Regions from separate parts of the Homo sapiens genome. Here region 2 is linked to region 1. Evidence: chromatin contacts called from ENCODE Hi-C or POLR2A ChIA-PET data. All regions are on one chromosome and are shown on one strand. The core of a region is the stretch at or near the end of the contact, and the rest is flanking DNA. Distances in the headings are between cores, read along the strand shown.

Region 1 (2,555 bases), core at 27-2,526:
TTACTGGATTATTTTAATCTACCACTGTGTGTTCCATGTCCCCTCTCAAAGCTCCCTCTCCATGAGGCTCCTCTCCATGCAGTTATTATCTCTATGATACCCCTCTCTATGATGTTATTCTCTATGATTTCCCTCTATGGTGCCCTCTCTATAAGGCCCCTTTCAATAACTTCAGTTCAATGATGGCATCATACAGAGGGATGTCAATTTGTGAAAAACAAATTGATTTTGTTTTTCCATCTCTAGTGTTTATCCCCTCAGGGAAATCATTGATTGAACACCATTTTATAATCGTAAATAAGACAGTTTTGTTTTTTCAGGACATGAAGCACTTTTATTGAATGTGTTATTTAGATAAAAAAGGGAAGAGGTAGAGTGACTTTCTCTGAAAAACATAGATACGAAGTAATTGCCAAATAGAGATAAATTAATCTCCAAGGAAAATGACCAGATCCAGTGGCTTTTTAACATTTCAGGAACCCTATTTTTATGAGTGTACTTTGGAAGAAAGGCTATACAAACAGTGAAAAATACCCAAAGTTTCATAAGTACCAAACACATAACTCTCCACATTAATTGTGATGGCTTTCTTTCCACTTCTTCAGCCTTAGTCCATGCTGTTTCCCAAGGACTCGTAGGAAGCATCTCTAGCTATTAGATATAATTCATATTCAAATTTACTCAGATGTATTCAAAAGAAATCTGAGATAAAGTATCTCCCCATGAGTCATCAGCACAGTAAGGAAGAATTAAGAGATTTTCAACTGATTCCTTTACTGGGTGAAAAGAAAATCAGATCTCCATTTTTCTTAGCTGATTTTTTTTTCTTGCTTGCTTTGGTGGTCTGATCACGCTGTCTCATTTTCTGACTTTCTAGCTGAAAAAATTTCTTGGATAGGAATATTATTGTCTGGGTTATTACTTTAGTAAAACACATATACTGTGATTATTACTTTAAATTTGGTAAATACCATCAAAATGCAGACCTCTCATAAAGACACAGATAATGAAAATTTCTGCGCTCTAGACTATGAGTACCTATGCTAAGATATTTGCCTTAACTTACATAAAGATAATTATTATTTAACCTCTACAGAAGTTGGGTATGTTATAGACACTGCTTCAAACAGGAAAACTGCATCTAGTAGAAGGAAGATCACTTGTTGAAGGTTAGTCTATCTGTGGCCTAGCATATGGGTTTCTACTAACCAACTGTGAGATCTAAACCAGAGGTTGGCAAACTATGGCCCATGGGCCAAATCCGGCCAGTCACCTATTTTTATAGAGCTTCATTGGCAGCCTGCCACATCCATTTGTTTCTGAATTGCCTATGGCTGCTTTTGAGCAGTTCCCACAGAAACCATATGGCCTGCAATGCCAGAAAGATTTAGTAGCTAGTCCTTTACGGTGTTTGCTGACTTCTGCCTTTATGAATTAATCTGACCCTCAGTTTACTCATTGTAACTGAGGAATTGGAAAAGAATAAACTTTTTCCACCAAGTTTGCACATTAGAATCACTTGGGGTAGTTTTGGGGAAACCCCAATGCCTGAGCTGCACCCCAGAAGATCTTGTCCCATTGGGCTGGGCTTCTGCCCAAGGTAATCCCTGTGCAGCCAGGTTGAGAACCACTGGACTAGATATGCGTGATGGCCCTTCGAGCTCAGCGCTTTCATGACATGAACTTCTTGTGAAATAAGTAGTACCTTCCAGCAGGAACAAATGCTTGGAAATTATGACTGAATAAATTCAGCCTCAGCAATGAAGACTCACATCTGATTTATGCTATTCCAAGTCTCTGACTTGAGGAGTTTAGAATCCACAGTTTTGCAAGGATAAAGACGCAATGCTATATAAATATAAATGGTTCCTTTGGAAGACCAACTTAAAATAGACTAACAGATTTAATGAGTTAACTTTTGATCTATGGAAATAATTCACTTTTAATAATATCACAATTAAAACTATTATACATCAAATATAAGCCATTTGGGCGAAAGTCTCAGCTGCCAGCCTGTTCTCTGCAGACTCCCCACTTGGAGGAAAGCCTCAGGCTCTCCTGTCTCTGACACAGACGGCTACACCTGGAAGGTAGTCCTGAAAATAAGCTGCAAACACTAGGAAATCTAGGGGATAGCAGATAATATCAAATACACCTAAATCATGTTTTGGGAAGGGATTAAAGAATATTTCATAAGCCTTTGGAGGTTTAAATACTGTTGAAACAGCCTGAAGGCTGGCATGTGCGGGCCCAGACTGCTCAGAGTTGGGCTGGGGGCATGGGTGAGAGAAGCCCGCTGTGCAAAGAACTCTGGGGCTGCTTCCAGGCTGCCAGGCTGCCAGGCTGCCACTCAGGGCATCTGCAGATGGCGGGAGGGGAGTTCTGCAATGTCTCAGCTCTCTACATCTCAAAGTAGATTTGGTTTAGGGGTCACACAAACAAGTAAATGTCTGTAAGAGTAAAACTGAGCATTTCTCTTATGTCATTAACAAAGATGCTTTGCTTCGACTCAGGGTATCTCCGCTTTGGCACCAATGACATTTGGGGCTGGATGA
Region 2 (2,555 bases), core at 21-2,520, 33 kb after region 1:
AACAAACAAAAAACATGTAGTACCTTGAAGCCAGATAACCTGAGTTCAAATCCTGGCTCTGCCATTTCCTTGCAAAGGCAGATCGGAGCCAGATACTGTACATATCTTATACTCACAGATGCTCTTCCTATCTTCTATGCAGTTTCCTTATCTGAGAGCAATCTTAAGGGTCCTTTGAGGATTAGTGAGGTGAACTTTTTAAAATGCCTGACAAAATTCTCACTCTTATGGAAGGACAGGGTGGTAGGGGATGGGGGATTGGGGTCCTTCTTCCCTTCTTGTCCTGAATCGCCTCTTCCCACTCTTCTTTGAATAAATTCATTATCTGTGTTTTTTACTGGAAACCTCTTCATACCATTTTTGCAAGCAAGAAGGATATAAATCCATTTATTCAATAACATTTATGGAGCATCTTATGTGAACAAACAGTATGTGAATGTGAAATGAACTAGCATTTTTATTCTTAACACTAATGACTTATCTTCACATTGGCAATTTCATCTGTTTCCTACACTATGACATACCTCTGTTCATTACCACTGATCTCCCACCATGAACTTGGGGCTTCACTTCCGCTTCCCAGTGAAGGTCACCCTGTCCCATATGCACTCTTTGTCAGAATTTTTTTATTTTGCAGGAAATAAGGGACCCTGGCATGGATGGAGCATGTGAAACTATCAAGAACAGTGAAATGTTTCAGATTTTTGCTATTTGCCAGTTTCGTTTCATGAATGCTGGCAGAAGACACCTGAATCAAAGATAAAGGCTGTTTTTACTCAAATGGTATGTGTTTCATGTTCTGTTGGTTCCCCTTGTTCTCGAAGTCCTACGGAGCATCCTAGGTCCATGTTTGCACACTCAGGAGATTTGCATCATACCTAAGCAACTCCAAGCTTAGGAAATCTGAATCTTTTATAATGGACTGCAAGTTAGCCTGCCCAACTTTTGCCCTGGAGGAAGACATTGTCTTTAATATAATGAACAACAAACAAACCTGCCTTCTCCCCTGGCGCGAGATACTACCTCTATCTCCCAAGACTGTTTGCTATACAAACATCCTGGGGAATAGTCTGGAATAAAATCATTCAGTGCTCCAGCTCACAAGAGGTACAAAAAGGTGATAGATCCATGGAAAATTATTTCCTAATAGACACAATTCTTATCTCCTCCTGGGGATATGGCCAATAGTTGTTACTAGAAATCAGATCATCACTGGACTTTCTAGCAGTTACCACAGAGGCAGAATTTCATTTGGCACTGAATGACCCTTGAGTCATAGAAGACTAGAGGTAAAAGGAGCCTGCAAGAAAGTGATAAGAACTTCCTTACCAACGGCTCCAAGCTCCTTATCCAACCACCCTCTGACATCAGCTGTTGTACAAGGAAAATTGGCAGAAAGCAGGTAAGCCTCACCCATAGATTTTGCTCAAATAAACAGAGCCCTTAATGTCCTTCATAGTCCCAAAACAGCTTGGGTCTGGTCTGCAACTTCAGCTCTTCACTCTGAACCTAAGCTAATTTTAAGAGTTTGGTGCTTGTTTCAGCAGCACATAGACTAAAACTGGAATGATACAAAGAAGATTAGCATGGCCCCAATGCAAGGATGACAAATTCATGAAGCATTCTATAATTTTTTATTATTAAAAAATATTAATAAAATAAGAGTTTGGAAGAGTAAGCTAATTTTGTTACTTTTATGACACTGGAAATCCTATATGTATATCCATTTGGCTTTCTTTAAGCATTAAAAAAAATTAGAACTACTTCTTTTGGAGTAAAACCAGATGAGTCATTTCTTTCATTACTCTTTCATTCCACTGGTATTTTTTGAGGTCATTCTGTGTGCCAGGAGCTGCTCTAGGCAGCAGCAAATTGGTGGTAAATATGAGCATAAAGGCCTGCCCTTGGAGAGCTTACATTTTAATGAAGGAAATAAAAAAATAAAAGGTTTTTAAAAACACAAACATTTCAAAGACTCATACATAAAATGAAAGAAATAAAAAGGATGACATGATAGAAGGTAGATGGGTGGTGCAAATCTATGTTAGCTAAGGGGATATTACTACTCATATTTGTGCTGGCTTTCTTGATATTTTGGCTTTTTCCCTGCCAATAAACAAGCAAAGAGTATCTGAATTTCAGTATAAAACTTTCTGGTGTTTGGTCAGAGGGTTGTGATCTAATTTTTCAAGTTGTTAAATGCTTAGTTTCAGATTGCCTCAAGGATAGAGTTCTTTTTCAAGGGCATAGAAATCCAACTTTTACTATTTCTTACAAAAAAATGGAATGTGATGAATTATTGTAAAGTAGTGACATCTTTATTTATTTTAGCAATAAAATTTTGAAAGAGAAAAGCCACGAACACTTAGTGAGCCAAAAAAGCAGGAACCATGATGTTTTAGTCCATTTTGTGCTGCTATAACAGAATTCTTGAGACTAAGTAATTTATAAAGAACAGCGATTTAGGCCAGGTACGGTGGCTCACGCCTGTAAACCCAGAACTTTGGGAGGCTGAGGCGGGTGGATCACGACATTAGGAGTTCAAGACCAGCCTG

Evidence for each region. A loop is a pair of places that touch in the nucleus more often than their neighbours do. ChIA-PET counts read pairs that join two places held with the same protein, here RNA polymerase II (POLR2A). Pooled maps may share reads with other maps.
Region 2: a pooled map of gastrocnemius medialis shows a loop between it and region 1 (4-fold over the local background). The contact joins two enhancer-like sites. A Hi-C loop is called at or near these places in 2 of 168 maps with a recorded cell type or tissue (Caco-2 and endothelial cell of umbilical vein) and 2 of 50 pooled maps. POLR2A ChIA-PET finds 5 or more read pairs at or near these places in 3 of 52 experiments (GM12878, SK-N-SH and WTC11).

The regions. Positions count from the first base shown.
Region 1 is chrX:10,548,180-10,550,734 of GRCh38, forward strand. All of the region lies in intron 2 of MID1 (midline 1), which reads right to left. Among named protein-coding and RNA genes, the nearest start is that of MID1, 71 kb to the right of the region's middle. Within about 2 kb of position 1,277, at least 2 of the 41 ENCODE cell types and tissues checked have a DNase peak (open chromatin) inside an H3K27ac peak, as active enhancers do.
Region 2 is chrX:10,581,286-10,583,840 of GRCh38, forward strand. All of the region lies in intron 1 of MID1 (midline 1), which reads right to left. It also overlaps the pseudogene RNU6-800P. Among named protein-coding and RNA genes, the nearest start is that of MID1, 38 kb to the right of the region's middle. Within about 2 kb of position 1,271, at least 2 of the 41 ENCODE cell types and tissues checked have a DNase peak (open chromatin) inside an H3K27ac peak, as active enhancers do.